Regions from separate parts of the Homo sapiens genome. Here region 2 is linked to region 1. A link is a loop called in an ENCODE intact Hi-C map of the cell type or tissue named here. Cell type or tissue: PC-9. All regions are shown on one strand. Links, peaks and the distances in the headings refer to the core of each region. The heading gives the core; the rest is flanking DNA. Region 1 has its middle 15 kb from the start of SEH1L. Region 2 overlaps CEP76 (centrosomal protein 76).

Region 1 (14,237 bases), core at 2,424-7,423:
GCATTGGCTGTTGATCGTGGTGTCCGTAGAAGAGAGTAGACGGACAGCCTATTAAATTCTTACTTGATCTGTATAATTAGAAGAGTTCTAGGTCAAGTGAACAAACACCTAACTTGAATCATAAAAACAAAGAGTCGCAGCTCTTCACTCAATTCCCAGACTTGAACCAGTTTACAGACCCAGAATCCCTTGAATGAAGGGAAATCAAGGTCGCCTTGAGGAAGGACCCTGATACACTGTCAAAAATGTATACTATTAATCTTCCTCTCAGGTGTCCCCAACGGGACCAACGGTTTTTTTACCATGGTGATTGTACATTGTGAAAAATAAAATAATCAGACTTTTGTGGGATTACTGAACTGGCTCTGAACTCACACTAATTCCAGGAGGCCATTCAGAGTAGGGGCTTATGGAAGTAAAATGGTCGATGGAGCCCCGGTCCATCTCACTCTGGGCCAGCAGGTCCCTAAACCCATCCAGTGGTTACTTTCGTAGTTCCAGGATGCATAACTGGTATAGACCAGTTACTCAGCATCTGGCAGAATCCTCACACTGGTTCCTGTGGAGTGAGGGCTATTGTGGTAGGAAAAGCCAAGTGGAAGCCACTAGAACTGCCTCTTCCTAGGCAAAATAGTAAACCAAAAACAATCCCAAATTGCCGGAGGGATTTCAGAGATTAGCGTCATCATCAAGGACTTGAACAAAGCAGGGATGGTGACTTCTACCACATCCCCCTCAATTAGCTTATTTGGCCTGTGCAGAAAAAAAGATGGCTCTTGGAGAATGACACCTGTGTACTTAACCAGGTGGCCACCCCAATTGCAACTGCTGTTTCAGATGTGGTTTCACTGCTTGAGTAAATTAACACATGCCTTGGTGCCCTGGTACTTGGTGTGCAGCTATTGATTGGCAAATGCTTTTTCCTCAGTATCTGTTAATAAAGATTACCAGAAGCAATTTGCTTCCAGCTAGCAAGGCCAGCAATACATCTTTACTGTTTTATTAGTCTGCTCAGACTGCCATAACAAAATACCACAGACTGGGTGTTTAAACAACAGAAATTTACTTTTTTTGTTTTTGTTTTTGAGACAGAGTCTCACTCTGTCACCCAGGCTGGAGTCCAGGGGCATGGTCTTGGCTCACTGCAACCTCCACCTCCATTCAAGCGATTCTCCTCCCTCAGCCTCCCGAGTAGCTGGAATTACAGGCGCACACCACCACGCCTGGCAAATTTTTGTATTTTTGGTAGAGACAGGGTTTCACCAAGTTGGCCAGGCTGGTCTCAAACTCCTGATCTCAGATGATCCACCCACCTCAGCCTCCCAAAGGGCTAGGATTACAGGCATGAGCCACTGCACCAGGCCCAGAAATTTACTTTTTCACCATTCCAGAGGCTAAAAGTCCCAGATGGAGGTGCTGGCAGATTTGATTTCTATTGAAGACTCTGTTCTTGGCTTGTAGACAGCCACCTTTTCACTGCGTCCTCACACAGCCTTTGTTCTATGCTTATGTGTAGAGAGAAATCTCTGTTGTCTCCTCCTTTTCTTATAAGGTCACCAGTTCTATTAGATAAGGGCCCCACTCTTATGATCTTATTTAATTTTAATTACCTCCCTACAGGCCCTCTCTCCAAACATAGTCAGATTAGGGGTTAGGACGTCAACATAAGAATTTGGAAGAATACATTTCAGTCCATAACAATTGTCTTATGTCAGGAGTAGATTAAACTCTCCGTTCCTATCACAGTATAGTCTTCAGGGATTTTGATCACCTTTCTTTTCCACAAGATATCACACCAGTTTAGTACATTTATGACATTATGCAGATTGGACCTGATGAGCAAGATGCAGCAACTGCTCTAGACTTATTAGTAAGAAATGTGCATGTCAGAGAATGGTAAATAAATCCAACTAAAATTCAGGGACCTTCTCCCTCAGTGAAATTTCTAGGGATCCAGTGGTGTAGGGCATGTCAAGATATTCCTTACAAAATGAAAGACAAGTTGTTGCATTTGGCTCCGCCTATAACCAAAAAAGAGGTACAATGCCCTTTTGGATTTTGGAGGCAAGACATTCTTCATTTGGGTGTGCCACTCCAGCTCATCAACCAAGTGACCCAAAAAGCTGCTAGCTCTGAGTGGGGCCCTTGGCTTCTAGTCCTGATACACAATCTTATCAGTTCACGCCCCTATCTATGGCCTCATACAGAGTTTCCTACAATCAGTTGACTGAGGAAGACGAGACGAGATATACCAGGCACATAGGTGGTTCTGCATGATATGCAGGCACCCCAATATGGACAACTACAGCATAATAGTCCCTTTCTGGGACATCCCCAAGAAACAGTGGTGAAGGGAATTCCTCCCAGTGGGAGCAATCCCCAACTTTGGGCAATGAATCCAGTGGTTTTTGTTTGGAAGGAGACATGGCAAGAGGTATAATTGTATATTCACTTATGAGATTTTGCTTGATGGTCAGGGACTTAGAAGGAACATTATTGGAAATTGGTGACAAGGAAATTTGATGTCTCTCTCTCTCTGAATGAGCAAAAAATGGAAGATATTTGTGTTCCATATGAATGCCCACCAAACGGTGACATCTACAGAGGAGAATTTTAATAATAGAATAGAATGACCTGTTCTGTGGATGCGAGGCGGTTTCTTTCCGTAGCCACCCCTGTCATGCCCAGTGAGTTCACGAACAAAGCAGCCATGGTGTCAGGATGGAGGTTACACATGGGTTCAGCAATATGGACTTCCACCCACTAAGGCCAACCTGGCTACACCCACCACCGAGTGCCCAATCTGTCAGTGGTAGAGACCAACACTGAGGCTCCAATATGGCACCATTCCCCGGGATGATCAGCCAGCTACAGGTGGCATGTTGGTTACATTGGACTCCTTCCATCATGGTAGGTCGGTATTTTGTCCTTCCTGGGGTGGACACTTAGTCTGAATATGGATTTGCTTTCCCTGTACACAATGCCTCTGCCAAAATTTATCCATGGAGCCACAGAATGCCATATTCACCACTGTGGTAGGTTCCACAAAGCATTGCTTCTATCCTATTCAGCCCGTTCTATTCTATTCACTGTTCTAATCTGCCTACTGCTTCAGGATGGTGGGGAACATGGTGAGACCAGTGACTTCCAAGAGCCTGTGCCCATTGCTGCACTTTTTTTTGCTGTGAAGTGAGTGCCTTGATCAGAACAGTGAAACGGCGTTTTGAAGACTCAGATACAGTGTCAGGTAGGTGGTAATGCCTTGCAGGGCTGGGGCAATATTCTCCAGGAGGTTGTGTATGCTCTGAATTAGCACCCAAGGGGCTGGGGGTGGTGGCTCATGCCTGTAATCCCAGTACTTTGGGAGGCTGAGGTTGGGGGATCGCTTGAGCTCAGGAGTTTGAAACCAGCCTGAGACACATAGCAAGACCCTGTCTCTATTTAAAAAAAAAAAAAAAAAAGTTTAAAAATTAGCTGGGCGTGGTGGCATGCAGCTGTACTCCCAGCTACTCAGGAAGCTGAGATGGGAGGGTCACTTGGGCCCGGAAGGCCAAGTCTGCAGTGAGCCTTGATCATGCCACTGTACTCCAGCTTGGGTGACAGAACAAGACCCTGTCTCAAAATAAATAAATATAAGTTAGCATCCAATATAGGGTGCTGCTTCGCCAATAGCCATGATACATAAGTCCAGGAATCAAGGGATGGAAATGGAGTTGGCACCATTCACTATTACCCCTATACTGACCCACTAGCAAAATGTTTTCTTCCTGTTCTGTAACCTAATGCTCTGCTGATCTAAAAGTCTTAGTTCCAAAGGGAAGAGTGCTTCCACCAGGAAACACAACAGTGATTCCACCAAACTCTCAGTTAACGTGCCACCCAGCCACTTGGGGCTCCTCATGCTTCTGAGTCAACAGGCTAAGAAGGGAGCTGCTGTGTTTTCTGGGGTGATTGGTCCTGGCTACCAAGGGAAAATTGGGCTGCTACTCCCCGACGGAGGTAAGTAAGAGTGCATCTGGAGTACAGGAGATCTCAATGTTACTCTGCACTGTGATTCAGATCAATGGAAAACTATAACAACCTAATTCAGGCCATACTACTAAATGGTCCAAACTCTTCAGGAAGGAAGGTTTGGGTCACCCCACCAGGTGACAAACCATGACCAGCTGAGGTGCTTGCTGAGGGCAAAGGGAATCTGGAATGGGTAGTGGAAGCAGATGGTTATAAATACCAGCTAAACCACATGGCCAGTTACAAAAATGGGGACTGTAATTGTTACGAGTATTTCTTCCTTATTTGGTTACAAATGTGTTGTGTGTGTGTGTGTTTAGAAAATATATTTGTCTTCTTCTCTCTCTTATTCCCTTATATTACATAAGACATATCTTAATATTTCAGTTACAGGATACCAAAGAGAAGAGTAAACATGACCCAAGAACCCTACGTCCTCTTCTGGGGAAGGTTTAGTGTGTCTCTGGTTTTACCCAAGATAGTTGAATCAGGTGAGGTGCAAGTATGATTTTGCTGTTATCTGGAGATTAAGTATAGTTTAAGGAGATATGTAGAGGTGCCACGTTGACAAACAGTTGACTGCAGTAGTTAATTTTATTTATTTATTTATTTATTTGAGACAGGGTCTTACTCTGTTGTCAGGCTGGAGTGCAGAGGTGTGATCTCGGCTCACTGCAACCTCAGCCTCCCAGGCTCAAGTGATTCTCCTGCCTCAGCCTCCTAAGTAGCTGAGACTAAAGTGCGCGCCACCACACCCAGCTAATTTTTGTATTTTTAGTAGAGACAGGGTTTCACCATGTTGGCCAGGATAGTCTTGATCTCTTGACCTCGTGATCCACCCACCTCGGCCTCCCAAAGTGCTGGGATTACAGGCGTGAGCCACCGCGCCCAGCCTGCAGTAGTTAATTTTATGTGTCACTGTGGTTAAGCTATGGTGCCCAGTTGTTTGCTCAAACACTAGGTCTAGAAGTTGCTGTGAAGATATTTTGTAGGTATGATTAATATCTACAATCCATTGACTTTAAGGAGATTACCCTCAATAATGAGAGTGAGCCTCACCCATTCAGTTGAAGGACTTGAGAGCAAAGACTCTCAAGAGAGCAGGGAAAAAGAAGGAATTCTGCCTCAAGTCTGTAACACAGAAATCCTACCAGACTTTTTCTGGTTTGCTGACCTGCCCTACAGATTATAGACCAGCCAGGCCCCACAATCACATGAGCCAATTCCCTTAAATAAATTCCTTTAAAATATATCCATAGATCTCCCATTAGTTCTCTGCGAAACCTTGACTGGTACAGTTAGTTTCACTTGTTTTGTGAAGTTTCACTTGTTTTGTGCTTCCTGTACATGAAATTACACAATCTATACTTTTCCTACCCAGCTCCTTTTGTTCTACATGACATTTGTGAGCTTCATTCCTACTTTCCTCAGGTTCATCCGTGAACTGTGTGTGAGCTGCGGGGTCAGACCCACCGTCTGCATGTGTAGCATTCCTGTGAGACAGGAGCCAGCAGGCGGCACTATGACATCGCATATGGAACTTGGAAACGTCCTGTAACTGCAAATTCCTAGGTGTCAGCCACAGCTGAATTTTTCAGTGGTCTGTCACAGGGCAGGCAGCTTATCGTCAAACTGGAAATAAAATCTTTACATTTCTAAATTTGATGTTAATTGAGTTGATAAAATTTGGCCGGGCGCGGTGGCTCATGCCTTTACCAGCAGTTTGGGAGGCTGAGGCAGGCAGATGACTTAAGGTCAGGAGTTCGCGACTAGCCTGGCCAACACGGCGAGACCCCGTCTCTACTAAAAATACAAAAATTAGCTGGGTGTGGTGGTGATCACCTGTAATCCCAGCTACTCGGGAGGCTGAGGCAGGAGAATTGCTTGAGCCCTGGAAGCGGTGGGTGCAGTGAGCCAAGATCACGCCACTGCACTCCAGCCTGGGCGACAGAGTGAGACTCTGTCTCAGAAATAATAATAATAATAAAATAAAATAAAATTGAAGTGCTCAGGACACGAGAGGCCTTCACAGAAGTAAGCTGTGGCAGGGGGAGAGGAGAGGGGCTGATGTGCCCTCAGCCCAGCACTAGGGAGTGTCAACGCCCTGGAGGGGTCTGGTACTTTACTTGCCAGCTAATGCGTTGCGCCGTCACAGACTAGTGGATATGGATACTGGCAGGAGCTGTGTTATGTATTTTTTTTTTTTATAGACAGGGTCTCACTCTGTTGCCCAGGCTGGAGTGCAGTGATGCAATCATCGCTCACTGCAGCCTCAAATTCCTGGGCTCAAGCGATCCTCCTGCCTCAGCACCCCCAAAGTTCTGGGACTACAGGCATGAACCACTGTGCCTAGCTAGAAGCCGTGTTATTATTTACAACAATCACTATAGCCATAGTACCCACATTTCCTTGCCCTAAGTCCTAGCATGTGGGGCCGGATGACACCTGCACAAGCAGTGGCTTGCAATTCATGACAATCTCTGAGCTTGGGGACCCTGAATGTTTGACAATGGGCAGTAAGCCTGCCTACCCATTTGCTCTGGAAAGAGCTGCTCTTTCTATCTTCCAAGCAACTGCCCTTTGTTGTAAGCAGTGTAAGCAAACTGCCCATTGCTTTGGAGAAAGACACTATTGTTTGTCTTCCAAGGCTGTTCATTTCACCAACATTGTTGAAAAGGTAACCCAGAACAAAGGGAAGGCAGACATGCAAAGACTGCAAGGCATGCAAAAATGTGAAACACCCAGGGAGACTCATCTGGCAACAGGAGTATAGAGGATGAGGAGGGTCCTCTTCCTCTGGGAGGTGTGGTGGGGAGAAAAATGTGCTGCTAGAATGGAGAAGGTGGCTGCAGAATGGCACCTCTAGGCTTTCTGAGGATTCACATCAGTCCTCTGCACCAGGAGGCTGCCATCTGCATAGTAACGGGCTGCCTGGGGCCCATGGCCTTGAGTGGCATTCCCCTCTGGAACTTTTGGGCAGTGGTGTTCTTCTTGTCTCCCCGTAGCAAGCACTGGAGAAAATGTCATGCAGACATCCTTTGCTCCTCACTCCTGTGCTCTGGAGGGGAGAGCCTATCTAAACCAAAAGAAGCCCCGAGTGCATGTTTTCCTTTCTGACTGAGGTCGAAGGCGAGAGAAGGCTCTTGCAGAGGCAGTAGCAGTGCTGAGAAGGGCAGAGCCAGGTGGCAGGAACCCAGGAGAGCCACCTTTCTACCTTAGGTCAACAGTCCTGCTGTTGAGGGAAACCCTTGCTATTCTAGCCTCTCTCTTAGTGTCCAAGCAGCAACAGTTGGGGCAGGGATGAAGGGCTCAATCTCTTTCCTGTGAAGGGGTCAGAGAGCATTTTGGATTGCCTTGCCAAGAAGAGTATATGTTGCAGGCCAGGGATGCCTGCAGTGGCTTGGAATAAGGGAAGGGAGGGTCTTCCTCGCTGACTTCCCTGGGATCTTTTCTTCCCACCATAATTTGTATTATGTATTGAAAGGACACAATTGGAGTAAAATTACAGAATTACAGACTTTCACTGGAGGAAAGGACCTCAGAGATGGCCTAGTCCAGTAGTTTCTTAGCTGAGATCCTGGGACTACTCAGGCCTTCACGGATGGGTTTCAGGGATCCAACCTTCTCCTAGTGCGATGCATTTGAGTTTCCAGAAGTTTGTCAGGTGACTGGGATCAAACCATTCCTAGGTGACGGGTAAGTAACAGAACAGATGGGTCTCTGGAGTTTGGGCAAGAAGAAGTCGTTGTAGCCAGGCAGAGTCAGACACGGCTGGGCATCAGGAAGCAGCCCTTGGGCCAGAGAAGTTCTCAGGCCGTTGTGCATCGTGGTGGCAATGGCAGCAACCTTGGGGTCCAGCAGCTTCAGCGTCCTCCACTATAACCTGCAGGAAGGAAACTTTATGATGCCTTATGTCAAGAATTTAGTATTTAAGCAACACAATAAAAAATGGCTAGGTGTTCCTATTTAGATGGACTTTGCTGGGGTGTGAGAGTCATTTTGTGAGTCCTGGGGGAGAACACTGCACAGACAAGACGGGACCCCAGGTGCCAGACTGGAGGCCCTGAACTTCATCCTGTAAGCAGAGGAGAGCAATTGGCAGTCCATAAGCAAGGAAACTGGCAACCACTGCAAGAACTGCAGGAATTGCCTCTGGAAGACACTGGAAGAATGAGAGAGTAGGGAAGGAAGCACAGGGTCTTCCCAAGCATTATTTGCCTGGTACACAGTAAGTTCTTATAAATATTTGGAGAGAGAAAGAGAAGAAGAGAGAATGCTTCACGATCAGTCCTACCAACATACTTGTAAGAATCAGCTGGGATCCACTTCAATCTTTCTGTAAAGGGAGAAATAGGAATGCATGCCGCCACCAGTACTCCTCACTGCTATTGTAACTAACGTTTGCATGTCCTCTTCCCCTTGTCACAAAGGGCAGTTACTGTTCCCAAGTTCTTATGTTGTAATGGGGCTTGTTGTCCTGGGACCTGGGAAAGAAAATAGTTTTCGGTTAATGCGACCACTACCCCAGGGCCCGTTTATTTGGGACAGCTGATGTGTAATGCTATAGTCTAGGGAGACATGGAAATTTTTTTGTAGGTCACTCTTAAGAAATAGTTTGAGATGGCGCTGGAAACTTCCTGAGCCCTTTGGGTTCCAATATTCTAGGTGGAGATTTAGTCCTCGCTCTGACATCTCAACCAAGTTCATTTTGAGCATCACAGTATGGTGGCTGAATAATGGCCCCTCAAGTATGTCCATGTCCCAATCCCCAGGACCTGTGAATAGGTTACTTTACATGGTAAAGGACCTCTGCAAATGTGAGCAAGTTAAGAGCCTTGAGATGGGGAGATGGTCGTGGCTTATTTGGGTGGGCTCAGTGTGACGGAACAGTCCTTGTAAGGGGGTTGCAGGAGGGTCAGTGTCAGAGGAGGTGATGTGATTGGAGTGATGCGGCCATGTCTTGCAGTGGGACACTGGCTTCCCTTTGTTCTGGGTTACCTTTTCAAGAATGTTGGTGAAATGAACAGCCTTGGAAGACAAACAATAGTGTCTTTCTCCAAAGCAAAGGGCAGTTTGCTTACACTGCTTACAACAAAGGGCAGTTGCTTGGAAGATAGAGTCGCTCTTTCCAGAGCAAATAGACAGCCCTGGAAGCTGGAAGGGGCAGGGCAGGTGCTATGGTCTGAATGTTTGTGTCTCCCCAAATTCATGTGTTTCATTCTAACCCCCAAGGTGATGATATTGGGAGGTGGGGTCTTGGGGAGGTGATTAGGTTTTGACGGTGGACCCTCATGATTGAAATTGGCATCCCTGTAAAAGAGATCCACCAAAAGAGCTAGCTTGCCCCTTCCAGTGAGAAGATGAGCCCTTACCAGACACCAAATCCATCTTGATCTTGGACTTCCCAGCCTCCACACTATGAGAAATACATTTCTGTTGTTTAGAAGCCACCCAATTTGTGGTATTTTGTTATAGTAGCCCAAATAGACTAAAGCAGAATGGATATTCTCCAGGGGCCTCCTTAAGACTAATTTTAAACTTCTGATCTCTAGAACTGTAAGAACAAATTTGAGTTGTTTTAAGCGAAGTGCGTGGCCATCTGTTACACAGCAAGCCATTGATTCTCATGACGGATGCTCTGTTGGTCTCCCCTCCCCCTGAGAACTGTGCTGGCCTGGCACAGTGGTCTTCAGCTTTACTTTCCCTTGGAATCCTGTGGAAAACTTTTGAAGATCCTCTTGCCCAGGATCTGCCCCAGATTAACTGAATGAGAATCTCTGGGAGCAGGACCCAGCATTGTCATCATTATTACTTTTGTAAATAGAGAAATAATCCACATGACACCGAAATGTACATATTATTAGATGTTTACTTCAAAGACACTTGACAGTTGTAGACACCCCTGTAACCACCACTGAAACGAGATACAGAGCATCCCCATCACAACGGAAGGTTATTTCTATAATGCCCCTTGCAATGAACTCCAACCCCAAGAGGCAACCACTTTCAGACTTCCATCACAATAGATGAGTTTTATCTCTTCTTAGACCTCATATAAATGGAATCACATGGCTTGTTTTTTTGGTGGGTCTGGCTCCTTTTGCTCAAAAAAATGTTTTTGAGATTCACCCATGTGGTTGTATGTTCCTTTTTATTGCTGAGTAACATTTGGTTACATGAATATATCGTGATGTATTTATCTATTTTGATGGTGATGGATTTTTGAATTGTTTACAGTTTGGGGTTATAATGAATGAGGCTGAGGTTTTGAAGCAGGGCCACAGACTTTGACACTCTCATCAGAAATGGTTTCTGTAGCCCCTCCCACTGGAGCCAGGCAGGTTTGCGATTGCTTCAACTAATGGAGACTAGTAAAAGATTGAAGTGTCCCTCAAAATTCCCATGTCAAAGTCCTAATCCCTGGTGTGGCTATATTTGCAGGTAGGACTTTTAGGGAGGCAATTACAATTAAATGAGGTCATAAGGGTGGGGCCCTGATTCAAGAAGCCTGGCGTGTCCTCGTAAGAAGAAGAGGAGACACCAGAGCTCAGTCTCTCTCCCTCCCTGCACAGGTGCAGAGGGAAGGAACTGGGAGCACACAGCAAGAAAGTGGCTGTTCACAAGCTAGGACCTGACCCTGCTGGCACCTTGATCTCGGACTTCCAGCCTCCAAAACTGTGAGAAAAAAATAAATATTTGTTGTTTAAGCCACCCATCTGTGGTATTTTATTATGACAGCCTGAGTAGACTACTTCAGACCCTATGTTACTTCTGAGGCTGTGTTACAAAAGGCCATGCAAATAAAAAGGCCAGGCAGCTTCCCAGAACTGGGAGTTCTCTGGGAACACTGGCTTTAGGGCCCTGAGCCCGCCATGCTTGGAGGCCACTGCAGACACCCCAAATGGAAGTCCTGGCTGGGCCCAGTCTTCAGCTGCCCAGCCCCAGGGCTGGCGTGTGAGTGGGAGGGCCATTGAGGACAAGCTGTGCCCAACATTGGCAATCGTGGGGCAGACAAGAGCTGCTCTGCTATGCCCCTTCTTATTTCCTGACCACGGGCGGAATCGATGGGCGTGAAAAATGCTGGTTGTATTTCACCAACGTGGGGGGATTTTTCTAGTCACACTGGATAAACTGGAACAATGTTGTATGAGCATTCTTAGAGAAGTTTCTTTTGGGAACCTATTCATTTCTCTCCCCATTAAGTACGTAGGAAGGAATTTCTAGGTTGAAGATTAATGTTGTTATAAAGATTTGCTCTAGTTCTCCCACATGGCTGTCCTATTTTAAACTCCCCGCAGCCATGTGCAAGAGCTTCAGTCACCCTACGTCTTTGCCAACATTGGTGTGATCATCTTTTTGATGTTAGCCCTCCTAGTGAGTGTGAAAGGATGTCTCATTGTCGTTTTATTTTCAGTCCTTTGATTACAAATTATGTTGAGCATCTTTTCATTTGCTTATTGGCTATTCGTATATCATGTTTTGTGAAACATGTATTCAAGTCTTTTGCCCATTTTTAAACACTGTGTTGTTTCTCTTTTTTTAGTTGATGTGTGGGAATTCTTTATATATTCCATATACAAGACATTTGTCAGATAAATGAGCTGTGAATATTTTTTCCCAGTCTATGTGACGTCAGTAGTTTTCAAAGCCCCGCAGATGACTCCAGCATGTAGCCAAGGTTGAGACCATTGGCCTAGTGCTTATTTCCTTCTTTTCCTGGAAGGACAAAACTGGGGTCCAGTATGCGGGGTTGGGAATCAAATCACGTGGCTTTGGCTTGGCTCCAACACTTGCCTACCATGTGACCCCAGGCAAGTCACTTAAAATGGCTTCATACCTCCATTTTCTCATCCCTAAGATGGAGTTGATAATCAGGCTCTAGAAAGAGTGTTTTAATAATTAAGTAATCATAAGCAGATGTCTATGATGTCACTACATGCACAGATTATGATATTTGCAGGACAGTATCAGGTTTCAACTTAAAATTTCTCATAGTTACGTATAATATCTTCCATTTTAGGCAAAATTTTCAGGTCACCAATATTTGCCATAGATAAAAGACTAGGAGTGTGGGGGTTATTATAATGCTTTAGATATATGAGGAAATTGTACAAAATAATATCTCCATGGGGTATTTATTTGTTTTTGTTTTTGTTTTTTTTTTGAGATGGAGTCTCACTCTGTCGCCCAGGCTGGAGTGCAGTGGCTCGATCTCGGCTCGCTGCAAGCTCTGCCTCCCAGGTTCACGCCATTCTCCTGCCTCAGCCTTCCGAGTCGCTGGGATTACAGGCGCCTGCCACCACACCCGGCTAATTTTTTCTATTTTTAGTAGAGACGGGGTTTCCCCATGTTAGCCAGGATGGTCTCGATCTCCTGACTTCGTGATCCGCCTGCCTCGGCCTCCCAAAGTGCTGGGATTACAGGCGTGAGCCACCGCGCCTGGCCTTTGTCTTTTTAATGCCTTGTGCTTCAAGTTAAAGAAAGGAATGGAGGACAGAAACAGTGCAGGCAGCATGGGCTGGCAGTAGCACGGAGTCTGGCATCGCAGATATCCTAAATGCAAAACTTCGAGGCTGAAATTGGCATGAGACATGTCACATATTCAGCAATCCTAAATCAGTTCACTCTCATACTTGGATTCTCTGAGAATCAAGGCTCATGTCTGCAAGCAACTGTCTAGGCCTGCAGCAACATACAGCTTTAGGTAACATCAACACAGGAATCAAATCCACACTAAACGTACGTGGCCTTATTATCGTAGTGCTTTAATCAGAGTGATGTACATTTACAGAATGCTTTCATATATTTATTTTAGGCTGACTTATAACAACCGTGTAAGGAAATATTGGAAGAGATTATTAGGATCATCTCCATTTTGCAGATAAAGAAGCTGAGGCTCAGAGGTCACGTGGTTAGTAAGGCTCAGAGCTGGCACAAGGAACCAGATCTTCCAACTCCAAGTCCAGCACCTTTGCACACCACACCAGGGCTTCTCAAACTGCAGCTCACTTCTACAGCTCACCTGGGGGTCTTGTTAAAATGCAGATTCTCACACATAGGTCTTGGATGGGACCAAGTGCTTCTTTTTCTGATAAGCTTCAGGTAGTGCTGATACTGATCCATGGATCGTATTTTGAGTGGCCAGGCACTACACCACGCTCCATTTTAATCAATCAACTAGCCGTAGGCCTCATTATTCAATAGTTGCCATTATACACAGCTGACTGCTGAACAAAAATCACCTCCAGGTTGCCTTTCAGCTAGGTATCACCTTCCAAGGGTAAGTCCCACTGATGAGCCAAACTGCAGCTTTGTTTTCCTTAGATGTGCTCCCCTTTTCCTAGGAATGTCTAGGGGAGACAGAGCCAAAGACTGCATCCAGGTGAACAAAGGTCCTTTCACCAGGAAGCTTCCTACCCTAATGTTCTTCAAGGGAGGTGACTGGAGAAATGGTTGTGAGTCAGCCTTTTCCTCACGGGAGTTCTGTCTTGGAAGAAAGATAAATAATATAGAAAATGTGGCTTATAACCTGGGAGCCAAGTGCTTTTGTGGACGGTCAATTACCACTCTTGTTCTGGAATCTGTCTGCAAATGTGTATGTGTGCTGCTGCCACAATAGACAGCGATTCACAAAACACAAACAGTGAAATGGCATAAGGTTTCTCTAACGGCGGCGGACACAGAAACATGTCCACCCCGAGAAGGCTACACAGGGGAGGAAGAAGTGTGGCATTTCTAGCTGGACATGCAGGTCCCTGGGTTCCCCAAATCCTCCCAGGCATATGCAGCTGCCAATCTCCCTGCCAGAAGAGCATATTGTCAGGCATATGAACACACCCTTTGGCACTCTGAGGGGCTTTACCCTGTCTTGTGCACTCCTGCCTGTTCTGAGGACCATGCCCCAGGAGCAAACATGCAAAACAGCAGACCCTTTAACTGCCCACTGCCTGTGAGATGAGTTGGACCATTCCAAGCTGTTGGGCGAGAGCCAGAGCAGATCATCTGAGTCCCTGCAGACCTGGCCCAACTGCATGTATCCCAGCAGCGGGGTGTGTGTCTATCTCCTTTTTCTTTTCTTTTTTCTTTTTAAGACAGAGTCTCCCTCTGTTGCCCAGGCTGGAGTGCAGTGGCATGATCTTGGCTCATTGGAGCCTCTGCCTCCCAGGTTCAAGCAATTCTCCCACCTTAGTCTCCCAAATAGCTGGGATTACAGGCGTGCACCACCA
Region 2 (16,625 bases), core at 1,854-6,853, 250 kb after region 1:
GCTCCTATAGTCGCAGCTACTCGGGAGGCTGAGGCAGGAGAATGGCGTGAACCCGGGAGGCGGAGCTTGCAGTGAGCCGAGATCGCACCACTGCAGTCCGGCCTGGGCAACACAGCAAGACTCCGTCTCAAAAAAAAAAACAACAAAAAATGTGGTCAGGTTCACGTATTTTTTGTAACTCCTAAGGAACAGTTCAAATATTTTGTATATATTCAGCCTCATACAGATGCTTTCATATAAGTATAGTGTAGTATATTATTTTAAGTTAAGTTTCTCAAATCCTGTACATTCATCCAGCTTTACCCTACTTTCCCTAGATTTTGGAACAGGCTAAAAGTGGTTTAGTGTCCAGATGGGGAGCTTGGGAATGAGAGGTTGACTAGAGGTGGGAATAAGGGAAATGGCTTCTGACTTTCTGATAGCGTTGTTTATATATTGAATGACTGGTTGGCAAGGTAACAACATTATCAGGACAAAGGCAAGGAGAAACCAATCAAAATGTAACTGGCTTCCTGGCCGGGCGCGGTGGCTCACGCCTGTAATCCCAGCACTTGGGGAGGCCGAGGCAGGTGGATCCTCTGAGGTCAGGGGTTTGAGACCAGCCTGGCCAACATGGCGAAACCTTGTCTCTACTAAAAATACAAAAATTAGCCAGGCTTGGTGGCAGGCACCTATAATCCCAGTTAGTCAGGAGGCTGAGGCAGGAGAATTGCTTAACCCGGGAGGCGGAGGTTGCAGTGAGCGAAGATCACGCCATTGCACTCCAGCCTGGGCAACAGAGTGAGACTCTGTCTCAAAACAATAACAACGACAAAAAATATACATATATATATATATAAACTGGCTCCCTGCTGTCTATATAGTCTGAGGCATTTATTCATTGCCACGTGGAATTAGGAACTAGAGAGGACTCAGGATGGAGTGAGGCAGTGAATCAGAGAAATGGCAGGATCAAAGAGGAGGAAGAAGTTGAAATGCACTAAGGAAGTCAAGGAAGTGGGATTTTCTTTTAGGAAATATTACTTAAACGACTTCCTCTCTCAGAATTCATTTTAAGATTTGAACCATAGAACGTAATTTAGTCTCATAGTAACCATATAAGATTGTCAAGTGGCCAGGCATTGGCTCTTTTTGTAAACAGTATGAAGGTTAGAGAAGTGAACAGTCTTTTCAAGGCCAAACAGCAACTCAGTCATGGCAAAGTCTGTGTCAAATTGGAGTTTCAACTGGTGCCTTTTTGGTTTATGCCACCTCTTTCCATATACATAGAGTAAATAAAATGCTGATTTAATTTAGATTCCTCAGAACTGTTTCTTGCTGCTTCCTGTATTTGACTAGTTCTGAAATTAAACAACAACAGTGTAAAACAGTCAATCTAATTATAAAAACAATAGTTATAAATCAAAACGTTAATATACATATCCAGGCCAAAAAAATTTCTAATGTATCCAGCACTGAAAGTAAAGTAAAGAACTTTTTTTTGTTGTTGTTGTGAGACAGAGTCTCAGTCACCCAGGGTTGAGTGCAGTGGTGCGATCTTGGCTCACTGCAACCTCCACCTCCCAGATTCAAGTGATTCTCCTGCCTCAGCCTCCCAAGTAGCTGGGACTACAGGCACGTGCCACCATGCCTGGCTAATTTTTTGTGTTTTTAGTAGAGATGGGGTTTCACTGTGTTAGCCAGGATGGTCTCGATCTCCTGACCTCATGACCCGCCCGCCTCGGCCTCCCAAAGTGCTGGGATCATAGGCGTGAGCCACCACACCTGGCCAAGAACTTTTTGCAATGATGGAAATGTTCTGTATCTGTGCTAACCAGTATGGTAGCCACCAGCCATGTACTGAGCATTCAAAATGTGGCTATTATGACTAAAAATAATTGAATTTTAAATTTTAATTAAAATTTAAATAGCTCATAATGGTTAGTGATTTTCTCACTGGACAGTGCCCATTCAGAGGTTGAAATATTAACTTTTCAAAACAGTTAAGTAGCTTGTGGGGATATATTTAGATAATATTAGAATATTGCTGTAATAAAATGATATATCTTACATTCTAAGATGCTACTATTGATGATTGACTTAGGCAAATGCTTCCACTTCTTATGTGCTCATCTTTTCTTGCCTGTTAGTGGATTTGTAAGAATAGGAGTAACAGTCCTGCACCTCAATACTAACCAAAGATCTGTAGATTTGCCGTGGCCATTATACTTAAAAATTCATTATTCTTTTTACCCTTTGTTAGCTGGTTTTGCTATAGTATAGTAGTAATTCATTGAATGATGCTTTTTGAACTTTTTAGTGCAAGAAACTTTAAAATAAGTTACAGAAATTGAACTTTAAGGCCACTAGGTTTTGTTTTTTTTTTTTTTTTTTTGAGATGGAGTCTCGCTCTCGCCCAGGCTGGAGTGCAGTGGCACGATCTCGGCTCACTGCAAGCTCCGCCTCCCAGATTCATGCCATTCTCCTGCCTCAGCCTCCTAAGTTGCTGGGACCACATGCCTGGCTAATTTTTTTTGTATTTTTAGTGGAGATGGGGTTTCACCATGTTAGCCAGGATGGAATTGATCTCCTGACCTCGTGATCCACCCACCTTGGCCTCCCAAAGTGCTGGGATTACAGGCGTGAGCCACCGTGCCCAGCCTAAGGCCATTAGGTTTTAAGAAAATGTTGTAAATCACTTGAGGATTGAGGATATTCTTTTAATATTTAGTTTGTGATTTCAGGACTTAGTATTCTTATACCACACTAGATTATTAGTAATGCTAAGTTCATGTAAAAGAAAACCATAGTTCTCTACATCCCCCCAAAATTAGAATAATAATCCTCTGTTTTAAAAATCGGTGCCCTCTAGGCCAGGCACAGTGGCTCACACCTGTAATACCAGCACTTTGGGAGGTCGAGGTGGGCGGATCACTTGAGGTCAGGAGTTTGAGACCAAGCCTGGTCAACATCGTGAAACCCCATCTCTACAAAAATACAAAAATTAGCCAGGTGTGGTGGCACATACCTGTAATCCCAGCTACTCAGGAGGCCGAGGCACAAGAATCGCTTGAACCCATGGGCGGAGGTTGCAGCGAGCCGAAATCACACTACTGCACTCCAGCCTGGACAACAGCGAGACTCTGTCTCAAAAAAAAAAAAAAAAAAATTGATGCCTTCTATAGTTGAGAACTATAGGTATGAGTGGAATCTATAGCCAAGTTGCTCTGCAACATAAAAATTAATGATCTTTCTCATTATAATCAAATGTAAATAAGTGAGTTTTTTTTTCCTTGCTAAAGTATGGGACTATATTGGAAAAAGATGTTCTGGTTGTGGAGAAAGACATCAGTGGTTCTGATAATTCAAACAGATGGTGTTTCTTTTGGCTGGGTTAGATCTCATGTCCTGAGGAACCCTATCAGGGAGGGTAGGTCATCTCCAAATCTTGAATAGTAAGTGGCCCTTTCACAGTGCCGTATCAGTAACCATGAAGGTAAAGAGATTGTGGACTTTGGTAATACTCACTGTAAAATCACAGTGGTAGACAGTCATCAGAGACCTATATATGCATACAAGTTATTCAGCACCAACACCAGGAGATATCCTGTATTTAGGATGTAAAACTTTTTCTAGAGTGTTTTTTGAAATTTTGCTTTCAATTGACTTGGTTAACAAATTATTGTTTCCTGTGGATCTCTAAATTTGAGGCCCTAATGGAAACAAACTAGAATCAAGCTACAATCATTTCTGTTATATCAGCCAATCAGAAGAGTTATTTGTTCTGTCTGGCTATATGTTGTTAAATTCTATATGGTAATGTGAAAAAATACTTCAGCTTAGAGCACCTCTCCCTCCCCTACATACCTACCCACACATTTCTCAGAGGAGTTCTTATTGCCACAGCCTTTGGAGTAAAACAGCTCAGAGCTTGAACCTGGCTCTGTTGCATAATAGCTGTAGCTCCTCAGTTTTCATCTATAAAATGAAAATAACGGAGATGAGGATTAAGGGAAATTATATACACAGCACTTTGCAGCCAAATACTGGATACAAGGTAAGCACTCGATCAATGGTATGCTGAATTATTTTATCCTACATTAATGTATTTGAAAAAAACATAATTGGGGATGATTAATATGTCATTACAGATGTTTTTCCCCTTTTCCCTAGGATGAAAATGGGATAAATAGACCAGTCTGTTCCTATGTTAAACCACTTCGAGCTGGACGGCTTCTTGATACTCCAAGGCAAGCAGCAAGATTTGTTAATGTCCTTGGTTATGAACGAGCCCCTGTTATTGGAGGAGGAGGTAAACAGGAGCAGTGGTGCACTCTGCTGGCCTTTCTCTGTAGAAACAAGGTATTATACACACATAATAGAATTAAGTAGCAGTATATCATAGTTACTCTGAATTTGTAATCCATTTGTAAAAGAATGCCTTAGAAAAATGCACATATAGTCAACCCTCTGTACCCACAGGTTCTGTATCTGTAGATTCAACCAACTGCAGATCAAAAATACTTACAAAAGTAAAAAATTACAATAATAAAAAATAGTACAAATTAAAAAATGGTGTGTAACAACGTTTATGTAGCATTTACATTGTATTGAGATTTTTAAACAATTTAGAGGTGATTTAAAGTATATAGGAGGATGTGCTTAGGTTATATATAAAATACTATACCATTTTGGCTGGCCGCAGTGGCTCATGCCTGTATCCCAGCATTTTGGGAGGCTGAGGCAGGTGGATCACCTGAGGTCAGGAGTTCAAGACCAGTCTGGGCAACATGGTGAAACCCTATCTCTACTAAAATACAAAAAATTATCTGGGCATGGTGTCGTGTGCCTGTAATCCCAGCTACTCAGGAGGCTGAGGCAGGAGAATCACTTGGACCCTGGAGGCGGAGGTTGCAGTGAGCTGAGATCGCACCATTGCACTCTAGCCTGAGGACAGAGCAAGACACGTCTCAAAAAAAAAAAAAATACTATTTTATATAAGCCTTGAGTATCCACGGATTTTGTTTTGCAAGGGTCCTGGAACTAACCGCTTTGGGGTGCTATCAGCTTGACCACGTCAGAACCTTGTTCTGTTTTTCATAACATTTAAATATCAATACACAAAAAACTCAGCATCTTTATTTTCTCATGTAGTTTCTTATTTATTGTGATTTCTGTGATGTAGGGACCTACAAGTACTAAAATGTCAGAAATCAAGTTGCAGAATGAATTAGGAACAGCACCAGGACCAGACCATGGCTTTCTGGTACTACTGATGTGTTGCAATTTGCTCAGATAATACATCTTTAAAAAAGAGAAAATAAGGCTGGGCGTGGTGGCTCATGCCTGTAATCCCAGCACTTTGGGAGGCAGAGGTGGGTGGATCACCTGAGGTCAGGAGTTCAAGACCAGTCTGACCAACGTGGAGAAACTCCGTCTCCACTAAAAGTACAAAATTAGCGTGGTGTGGTGGCACGTGCCTGTAATCTTAGCTACTGAGGAGGCTGAGGCAGGAGAATTGCTTGAACCTGGGAGGCGGAGGTTGTGGTGAGCTGAGATCGCGCCATTGCACTCCAGCCTGGGCAACGAGCGAAACTCCATAAAAAAAAAAGAGAAAATGGCAGTACAAAATTAATATAGAAAAAATATTAAAATAGAAAAAAATCTTGAATTGCATGCTATTTAGTTTGTTTAGTTTGTATTTAAATACAAATGTATATTTAATTACACTTTTTGAATGACTTGATTTTAGTAAACTAATTTTATAGATTATGGGATATTTCCTAATCTGTGTTCTAAAAATGTTGATAGTATGATAACAAACAAGTAAAACTATCTTTAGGCCAGGCGCGGTGGCTCACGCCTGTAATCCCAGCACTTTGGGAGGCCGGGGAGGGTGGATCACCTGTGGTCGGGAGTTCTAGAACAGCCTGGCTAACATGGAGAAACTCCATCTCTACTGAAAAAATACAAAAATTAGCCAGCCATGGTGGCGGGCTCCTGTAATCCCAGCTACTTGGGAGGCTGAGGCAGGAGAATCACTTGAACCTGGGAGGTGGAGGTTGCAGTGAGCCGAGATCACGCCATCGCACTCCAGTGTGGGCAATAAGAGCAAAACTCCATCTCAAAAAAAAAAAACAAAAAACTATCTTTAGCCTGGGTGACAGAGCGAGACTCTGTCTCAAAAAAAATAAATAAAGGTGACAGCAGGCCAGGCATGGTGGCTCATGCCCGCAATTCCAGCACTTGGGTAGGCCAAGGTGGGCAAATCACTTGAGCCCAGAAGTTCCAGACAAACCTGGGCAACATGGCAAAATCCCTCTCTCTAAAAAACTATAAAAATTACCCAGGCATGGGCCAGGTGTGGTGGCTCACGCCTGCAATCCCAGCACTTTGGGAGGCTGAGGCGGGCGGATCACACGGTCAGGAGATCGAGATCATCCTTGCTGATACGGTGAAACCCCATCTCTACTAAAAACACAAAAAAAGGAGAATCACTTGAACCCATGAGGTGGAGGTTGCAGTGAGCTGAGATCGCGCCACTGCACTCCAAACTGGACGACAGAGCAAGACTCTGTCTCAAAAAAAAATACATATATATATGATATCATATATATGATATATATCATATATATATTTAGATTTTTTACTGTACAAACAACAGCATTACAACAGTAATGGTGAAACTTTACCTATAATTCTATTCCTAGTTTATTATTTCTTTTTATATTTTTTCTGCTGTATATGTATCATTTATTTCATAATTATAATTGTAAATAAATTTTTGTATCTTGCTTTATAATTAAGCATTATGCTATGAACATTTTTCTATGTGTTGCTACAGTCTTTCTGATTTCCTTTTTTTTTTAAATGAGACAGAGTTTTCCTCTTGTCGCCCAGGCTGGAGTGCAATGGCATGATCTCGGCCCACTGCAACCTCCGTCTCCTGGGTTCAAGCGATTCTCCTGCCTCAGCCTCCCTAGTAGCTGGGATTACAGGTGCCCGCCACCACCCCCAGCTCATTTTTGTATTTTTAGTAGAGATGGGGTTTCACTGTGTTGGCTAGGCTGGTCTCGAACTCCTGACGTTAGGTGATCTGCCCGCCTCTGCCTCCTAAAGTGCTGATTTCCGTTTTTTAATGAGTGTTTTAAGTTTCCTTGAGTCAATATACAAAATACATTTAACTATTTCCCTATTGTAGGAACTGCCAAGTTAGGCTCTTTTTTTTTTATTCAGTGGTTTTGTTGTTGTTGTTTTCTTTTGTTTTTGTTTAGGACGGGGTCTCGCTCTGTCGCCCAGGCTGGAGTGCAGTGTCACGATCTCGACTCACTGCAACCTCCGCCTCCCAGCCTCAAGCAATTCTCCTACCTCAGCCTCCTGAGTAGCTGGGACTACAGGCATGGAGCCACCATGCCTGGCTTTTTTTTTTTTTTTTTTGGTATTTTTAGTAGAGATGGGGTTTCTTGGCCAGGGTGGTCTCAAACTCCTGGCCTCAAGTGATCTGCCCGCTTCAGCCTCCCAAAGTGCTGAGATTACAGGCAAAAGCTGGCACACCTGGCCATAAAGTTAAGCTCATTTTAAATTTTTTAATGTTGCCATGAATGAACTTTCACACTGACTATCTTTGCAGATATTTTTATTTTACTTCTGAATTTTCTTTAGGACAAAATCTCAGAAATAATTGGGTCTAAAAGGTTGATTAAGCCAGGCGCAGTGGCTCATGCCTGTAATCGCAGCACTTTGGGAGGCCGAGGTGGGTGGATCACTTGAGGTCAGGAGTTCAAGACCAACCTGGCCAACATGATGAAACTCTCTCTCTACTAAAAATACAAAAATTAGCTGGGTGTGGTGGTGCACGCCTGTAGTCCTAGCTACTCAGGAGGCTGAGAATCATTGGAACCCGGGAGGAGGAGGTTGTAGTGAGCCGAGGTCATGCCACTGCATTCCAGCCTGGGTGACAGAGCGAGACTCTGTCTCAAAAAAGAAAAAAGTAAATTAAAAAATAAAAGATTGGTTATTACATTTTTGTAAAGCCACTTGAAGAACTATAAAATGCTATTTGTTTTCTTACAGTTAATTTTTTTTAAAAAACTTTAGCACCACCAAATCCAATTTTTTGGAGAAAGAAATTTCTTGGCCAGGTAAGGTGGCTCATGCCTGTAGTCCCAGCACTTTGGGAGGCTGAGGCAAGCGGATTGCTTGAGTCCAGGAATTCGAGACCAGCCAGGGCAACTTGGTGAAACCTTGTCTCTACAAAAACACAAAAAATAGCTGGGCCTGGTGATGAGTGCCTGTGGTCCCAGCTATTCAGGAGGCTGAGGCGGGGGAATCACTTGAGCTGGGGACATCAAGGCTGCAGTGAGCTGAGGACGTCAAGGCAGCATTGAGCTGAGATCATGCCACTGCACTCCAGCCTGGGTGTCAGAACTAGACCCTATCTCAAAAGAGAGGAAAAAAAAAAGAAATTTCTTCATTCGGACACTCAACTCAAATAGTTATTTTTGCTTTCGCGTGTAGTCTTCCTACACTTAAATACGAAATTGTAACCATAGTGTTTAATATCTTGGTAATTTTTTTCACAGAACACAGTATCAGATATTTTCTTTTCTTTTTTTCTTTTTTTTTTTAGAGACAGAGTCTCACTCTGTTGTCCAGGCTGGAGTGCAGTGGCACGATCTCAGCTCACTGCAATCTCTGCCTCCCAGGTTCAAGCGATTCTCCTGCCTCAGCCTCCTGAGTAGCTGGGATTACAGGCACACACCACCATACCCAGCTAATATTTTCTATTTTTTTATAGGTCTTTATAACTTTTTAAAATTGAAAGTAATATAACCAAAGAAAATCTGGAAAAAGAGTGGAAAATTATATATAACCTCCCCAGTAATAACCATTGTTGGCATTTTGTTGTTGTTCTTGCCAGTCATTTTTCTTATGTATGTATTTTCTTGAAATTATCACATATAGATACTATCAGTCATTGGTTGAGTGTTTTCCATTTATTTGCATTTCTTGCTGTATGACTTGTTTGCTTGTTTGTTCATGTACTTCAGCTATTAATCTATTAAAATATTCCAGGCTGGGCACAGGAGCTCATGCCTGTAATCCCAACACTTTGGGAGGCTGAGGCAGGAGGATCACTTGAGCCCAGGAGTTCAAGAGCAGCCTGGGTAACACAGTAAGACCCCTGTTTATACAAAAAAAATTTTAAAATTAGCTAGGTGTCATGGTGCACACCTTTAGTCCCAGCTACTTGGGAGGCTGAGATGGGGAAATCACTTAAGCCCAGGAGGTCAAGGCTGCTATGAATCATGTCACCAGCCTGGGTGACAGAGGAAGACCCTGTCTCAAAAAAAAAAAAAAAAAAAAATGTTCTACTTTTCTTTCTGTGTTGTGTGAGTTCTTTATAAACATTTTTTTTTTTTTTTGGAAACAGAGTCTTACTCTGTTGCTGAGGCTGGAATGCAGTGGCGCGATTGTAGCTCACTGCAACCTCCGCCTCCCAAGTTCACGTGATTCTCTTGCCTCGCCTCCTGAGTAGCTGGGACTAATGGTGTGTGCTACCACACCCGGCTAATTTTTGTATTTTTAGTAGAGACAGAGTTTCCTTATGTTGGCCAGGCTGGTCTTGAACTCCTGACGTCATGTGATCCACCCGCCTTGGCCTCCCAAAGTGTTGGGATTACAGGCGTGAGCCACTGTGCCCAGCCAATAAATTTTTATTATAATTTAGTATTTAAGTATGTAATGAGGAAATAATATGGAAGAATGAATACTTCATTTTAATTTATCTTCCAGGGTGACTGTGAAGATCACGCTAACCTTCTGTGCAGCCTTCTTCTTGGATATGGATTAGAAGCCTTTGTTTGTGTTGGGACCAAGGCAAAAGGAGTACCTCATGCATGGGTTATGACTTGTGGAACTGATGGGGCCATCACTTTTTGGGAGAGTTTAACAGGACACAGGTTAGTTTACTAAGTTTATAAGGATATTAAAATGAAGTTATAAGTTTTTTTTTTTTTTTTTTTTTGAGATGGAGTCTCGCTCTGTCGCCCAGGCTGGAGTGCACTGGCACAATCTCAGCTCACTGCAACCTCCACCTCCCAGGTTCAAGCCGATTCTCCTGTCTCAGCCTCCCAAGTAGCTGGGATTACAGGCATGTGCCACCGCACCTGGCTGATTTTTGTATTTTTAGTAGAGACAAGTTTTCACCATGTTAGCCAGGCTGGTCTCGAACTCCTGACCTTAGGTGATCCACCTACCTCAGCCTCCCAAAGTGCTGGGATTACAGGCGTGAGCCACTGTGTCCGGCTTAAGTTATAAGTATTTTAAATTATAAGGGTTTTTTGTCCATATTGATGGTACTTGAAGGTACGTGTTGATGATTTTAGTTAGAGCCTTTTCAGTGATTATGTAAAAAAGTACTTCAATTATGGCAGCCAAGTAAATGAACTCTAAGAAAACTTTTACCTCAAATATTCTTTACCAACATGATGTTGGTAAACAGTAAATTATGTTTACTAGTTTTGTATGATTAGCATATTTTTTTTTCAGTTTTCTCTTTTTTTTTTTTTGCAGTGTCTCATTCTGTTGCTCAGGCTGGAGTGCAGTGGCACAGTCACAGCCCACTGCAGCCTCCCCCTCCTGGGTTCTGGTGGTCCTCCTACCTCAGCCTCTTGCGTAGCTGGGACTGCAGGTGTGCACAGCCATGCCTAGCTAATTTTTTTGTAGGGATGAGCTTTTGCTGTGTTGTCTAGGCTGGTCTTGAACTCCTGGGCTCAAGCAGTCTACCTGCCACGGCCTTCCAAAGTGCTGAGATTATAGGCATGAGCCACCACACCTGGCTGGCATATGTTTTTTTCTGATGATCATACCTAAGTCTGAAAATAAGTTCAAGTTGTAAATGATGATTTCTTTTTAAAATTTGATGTGGTTACCATCTCCACGTTGGCAAATCCACTGGACACATTTTTTAAAGTACTTTAGCCTGTCATTAGATTTTGAAACAGCTGAGTACTTCTGTTGTAGGACTTCTTCCTTAGTTCAGCTAAGAGCTGAGTCCTTGTCACATGGCCACGAAAAATTAGGCTCGCAGGCAATTTGAAGGGGGAGAAAAATGGAATTTATTGAACAAAAAGGAAAAACACTGGGAAACGGACGCTCCACAAAGCCAGAGTGCCTGCTAGTGTGCTTCGTGCCTGCTAGTGTGCTTCCTGCCTGCTAGTGTGCTTCCTGCCTCGCAGATTGAATTCCAGCTTCCACTCAGGAAGAGGAGGGGCCAAGCTCCTCCCCACTGCAAATTGCTCGAACTTCTGTGGCTTCTCCCCAGTGTGCACTCCTCCCAGTGCACAGGCTGGTTGGAGTTTCTCTGGGGACCCCTTTCCACCTGGCTGTCTCACTTCTTTCTTCATGGAACATTCTCTTTCCTTAGCTTCTTTTTTATCATTGTCTTTCAATATTTATTATTCCTCTCTGGCTGTTCTTAGTTTTTCCTTCATCTTGTCTTTAAATGTGTGTGTTCTAGAGGCCCAGCCCTGGGCCCTCTTTTCATTCCCGAGTCCTCTTTCTCCCTGGTTGATAATCATGCCTAATAATGTTTTGGTTAGTTGTGCCTAAAAATGCATAACCAAATTATTTTAATTATGTTATCTGAGGCAAACTTTTTTTATTTTTATTTTTTTTTCTTGGAGATGGAGTTTCGCCCTTGTTGCTCAGGCTGGACGGCTCACTGCAGCCTCCGCCTCCCGGGTTCAAGCAATTCTCCTGGCTTAGCCTCCCGAGTAGCTGGGACTACAGGCACGTGCTCCCATGCCCAGCTAATTTTTGTATTTTTAGCAGAGACGGGGTTTCACCATGTTGGTCAGGTTAGTCTCGAACTCTTGACCTCAGGTGATCCCCCTGCCTCGGCCTCCCAAAGTGCTGGGACTACCGCATCCGGCCTTTGATCTTAACAGTATACATAGAATGTATTCTGTTGTTAACAGAGTTGGTTTCAATATTGTAAAGACGTACCATACAATTAATACAGAGTAATCAAATTGTGGAAATATAAAAAAGAAAAACAAGTATTAAACTGTAGTTCTGAGAAGTAGTTATGGCCTTAAGTGTTAGAATAATTTTCTCAGTAAGATGCTGCCTTTTTAATTTTTAAGTTCTCATATATAAAATTATTTAATTTTTTTAGGTACATCCATAAACCTACCAATCCTGATGAACCTCCAGTTGCTGAACAGCCCAAACCACTGTACCCATATCGAACAATTGGTTGTGTTTTCAACCATCAGATGTTCCTGGGAAATTGTCAACCCTCTGATGCAGTAGAAACCTGTGTATTTGATTTGAACGATGAATCCAAATGGAAACCCATGAGTGAGGAAGCAATTAAATCTGTGTGTGCTCCTGGAGCTACAACATCCCTTCCTCCCTTTCCACCTCTGTGTGCATCCACAATTGACGCGTCAGTAACAAGTAATGAAATTGAAATGCAGCTGAGGCTCCTGGTGTCAGAACACAGGAAGGTAATTCACACTGAAATAGTTGTAGTTTCATACTTCTTTTCATTTATGTATTTAACTGTTTTTTGGTGTGTGTGATAGTGCCAGTCACTATTCTAGCCCTGAACAAAACAACTACAGTCCCTACTATTATGAAGCTTATAATTTTGAAAGTCATGAGAGTTCAAGTTCTGAGACTCAAAAATCTTCAAATTAATTAATACTTATAGAATGAATTACTTCCTCCTAGAAATGAAGAATGGTGAACTTGTTCACATCCCTTAGAGTCAAGATTTTTGCTGAATACCACTATTTGGATTTTGTCTTTGTGAAATGCTTATTCACATATTTGCCCCTTAAAAAATCCTGGGTTAGGCTGGGCTTGATGGCTCATGCCTATAACCCCAGCACTTTGGGAGGCTGAGGTGGGTGGATCGCTTGAGCCCAGGAGTTCAAGACCAGCCTGGGGAATATGGTGAAACATCATCTCTATTATTTTTTAAAGAAAAAATATGTATACTGGGTTATACTTTTTTCATATTCATTTTTCTCCCCAGGTTGGTTTCTGTTTGTTTTCATGTTGTACTCAACTGGGTAGACGTCTGGCTTTAATTTGCATTTCCCTGATTACTTTTGAGATCAAACCTCTTTTTTTTTTTTTTTTTTTTTTTTTTGAGATGGAATCTCTCGCTCTGTCACCCAGGCTGGAGCGCAGTGGCGTGATCTTGGCACAGTGGCGTGATCTTGGTTCACTGCAACCTCTACCTCCCAGGTTTAAGCAATTCTCCTGCCTCAGCCTCCTGAATAACTGGGATTATAGACATGTGCTACCACGCTGCCAGTTTTTGTATTTTTTGTAGAGATAGGGTTTCACCATGTTGGCCAGGCTGATCTCGAAGTGATCTACCTGCCTCAGCCTCCCAAAGTGCTGGGATTACAGTTGTGAGCCACTGCGCCCAGCCAGATCAAGCCTCTTGTCAAATAGCATGTAGATTTCCTTTGTAAAGTGCTTTTAAGAAGACATAAAAAGTATTAGTCATAAAGGAAAAGATTAATGTATCTTAAAGACTTAAGCTCATCAAGAGAAGACATTAAGAGATTGAAGCTGTGGGGTGGGAAAAGTTGTTTGTAACACATATCACCAACAAAGGACTAGAATCCAAAATGCCTACAAAATATTTCTGATTCACCTTTTAGGGTTCCCTGTTCCACTCCTCACCTTGGGTGAGCCCTGTTTTCTGTGTTCTTTGGGGCTATCAAAGGCAAACTGATTTATCAAACATGTTCTCTGGGTTCCCAGTTACTCTTAGCTTTGGCCTCTAAATATTTCTTATTCACTTGTCAACTTATCAAAGCATTTAAACATACATTTTGGAAAACCTGGCATTTGTAATATGTTTTCAGCAAAAGTTGGTCAGGGGACCTCTGGTCCATTATATTGCTGGAAATGAATGCCCCTTATTACTTTTTCTTTCCTTCCATCACTTGTATTGGCTTTAGCTTTCTTTTCTTAGGTTCTGCTTACAAATAAAAGCAATATCTTATAAAAATTACTTTTGGCCAGGCACAGTGTCTCACGCCTGTAATCCCAGCAGTTTGGGAGGCTGAGATGGGTGGATTGCTTGAGCTCAGGAGTTCAAGACCAGCCTGGGCAACGTGGTGAGACCCTATCTCTACAAAAAGTACAAAAATTAGCCGGGTGTGGTGGTGCATGCCTGTAGTCCCAGATACTCGGAGGCTGAGGTGAAAGGAGCCGGGGAGGCAGAGGTTGCAGTGAGCCGAGATTGTGCCACTGCACTCCAGCCTGGGTGACAGAGTAAGACCCTGTCTCAAAAAAAAAAAAAAAAAAAAAAGGAATTACTGTTTACAGAAAAAGAAAACAAAGCTGTGATAGATGCCAGTGTTGATCACTATTTAAGTTAAGGTGCCTGTAAATCAGCAAAAGTTCACATTTTGCCGCAGGAAAAGCATTGTTAATCGTGGATCTTTGAGACCATTTGTGATGAGTTAAAACCTTGAATATAAAATGAGGAAATACCAAAGATCCATTATGATAATCAAAATATCTAGAATTTTGAGAATTTTTTGTATTTGTAATATTATTATTTTTAACTTCATGTGTCCAGATATCAATAGGTCTTTTGGTGTTATAAATGGAATCATGGGCTGGGCACGGTGGCTTATGCCTGTAATCCCAGCACTTTGGGAGGCCGAGGTGGGTGGATCACTTGAGGTCAGGAGTTTGAGACCAGCCTGGCCAACATGGTGAAAGCCCGTCTCTACTAAAAATACAAAAATTAGCCGGGCATGGTGGCAGGTGTCTGTAGTCCCAGCTACTCAGGAGTCTGAGGCAGGAGAATCGCTTGAACCTGGGAGGCAGAGGTTGCAGTGAGCCGAGATCGCGCCACTGCATTCCAGCCTGGGCAACAGAGTAAGACTCTGTCTCAAAAAATTTAAAAAAATAAAAAATAAATGGAATCATGTTGTTTTTAACATTCCATAGAAATATGTTTTAAGCTCCCTAAGGGCCTATAAAATGTCTTCATCTTTTTATCTCTTACAGTATATAAGTTTTATAGAGTACATGTTCAGTAAATATTTGTTTAATCACATAGAATTAATTTGTTGACTTTTCTCACCTCTGTAGTTGAGTTTATGGTAGGAAGAGTCAGTCTTTAGTAAACAGATTCATTCTTACTAAACTCTTTTTTATTTATTTTATTTATTTATTTTTTTTGAGACAGAGTCTCGCTCTGTTGCCCAGGCTGGAGTGCAGTGGCACGATCTCGGCTCACTGCAAGCTCTGCCTCCCGGATTCATACCATTCTCCTGCCTCAGCCTCCCAAGTAGCTGGGACTACATGCACCCGCCACCACGCCCAACTCATTTTTTGTATTTTTAGTAGATACAGGGTTTCACCTTGTTAGCCAGGATGGTCTCAATCTCCTGACCTCATGATCCGCCCACCTCAGCCTCCCAAACTGCTGGGATTACAGGCGTGAGCCACCGCACCCGGCCTAAACTCTTTAAAGTTAAGTAAAATATCTCAAAATATAAGAATTATACCTGTCCTCCATATTAGGACTATTTCATATAGTATTTTGTAGTAGATATTAGAGAAGTACAGGATTTGGAGACTTTGTGAACATTGTTTTGAATGTTTTTTGGTTGTTTCTCTAAAAAGTAAAATCTGATCACCTATAGTTCCTTTTATCTGATTTTTATTTCTATGTATCCCTATAATTATTATTATTAAAATATTATGATAGCTTTTAAAAATCTTTTCTTGGTATACATTAAAATAATCAACATTTTTATTTAGTTGGTTTTAAAAATATTAATGTATTTCACTTTTTCTTTTTCTCTTGATTGCTCATAGGATCTTGGCCTCACTACTGTTTGGGAAGACCAGCTCTCCTACCTTTTATCACCAGCTTTGGCTTCTTATGAATTTGAGCGTACAACAAGTATATCAGCAGGCAATGAAGAATTTCAAGATGCCATAAGAAGGGCTGTACCTGATGGTCACACATTTAAAGGGTTCCCAATACATTTTGTGTATAGAAATGCAAGACGTGCATTTGCCACATGTCTTCGGTAAGGTGTAATTTACGGAATCATTTTTTCAGTTTAGGAGTCTTACAGATCAGTCCGGCAGGGGTTTTTTTAATTTCCTTTTTTTTTTTTTTTTAACTCAAGGTCTTGCTCTGCTGCCCATGCTGGAGTACAGTGGCACAGTTATGGCTCACTGTAGCCTTGACCTCCTGGGCCCAAGTGACCCTTCCACCTCACCCTCCCAGGCAACTGGGACCACAGGCATGTGCCACCATACCTGGCTATTTTTTTTATCTTTATTTTGTAGAGATGGGGGTCTTCCTATGTTGCCCAGGCTGGTCTTGAACTCCTGGGCTCAAGCAGTCTTCCCACCTCAGCCTCCCAAATTGCTGGGATTACAGGTGTGAGCCGTTGCACCCAGCCTAATCTGGTAGTTATTTAGAAATGACATCCAAGTCATATGGGAGCTTTTACAATGACTGACCCTCCTTGCCACAGATTTTGATTCATTTGGTCTGAAATGTAGCCCTAGATAGTCTGGGATTATTTGCCCAGTGATTTTGGTGCAGTCTCAGGTATCTCTGATTTTGTTTGGACTAT

What was found. Peaks named below come from ENCODE experiments on the same cell type or tissue, not always from the same donor. Only the 100,000 strongest peaks of a DNase experiment are listed, where the experiment ranks them.
Region 2: it touches region 1 in a loop (10-fold over the local background); 6 of 110 quality-filtered maps call a loop at or near these places.

What each region holds. Positions count from the first base shown.
Region 1 is chr18:12,925,950-12,940,186 of GRCh38, reverse strand. No RefSeq gene overlaps it. Among named protein-coding and RNA genes, the nearest start is that of SEH1L, 15 kb to the left of the region's middle. RefSeq lists a silencer at 6,623-6,917. In PC-9, for the core only: CTCF peaks have their summits at 5,339 and 5,539 (motif pointing right); a DNase peak (open chromatin) is centred at 5,556.
Region 2 is chr18:12,673,978-12,690,602 of GRCh38, reverse strand. CEP76 (centrosomal protein 76) reads left to right here. Exons shown (of 12, transcript NM_024899.4): 8 at 4,153-4,341; 9 at 9,775-9,941; 10 at 12,161-12,494; 11 at 15,850-16,067. It also overlaps a transcript of PSMG2 not described here. Among named protein-coding and RNA genes, the nearest start is that of CEP76, 20 kb to the left of the region's middle. In PC-9, for the core only: a CTCF peak has its summit at 4,296 (motif pointing left); no DNase peak of the experiment used is centred there.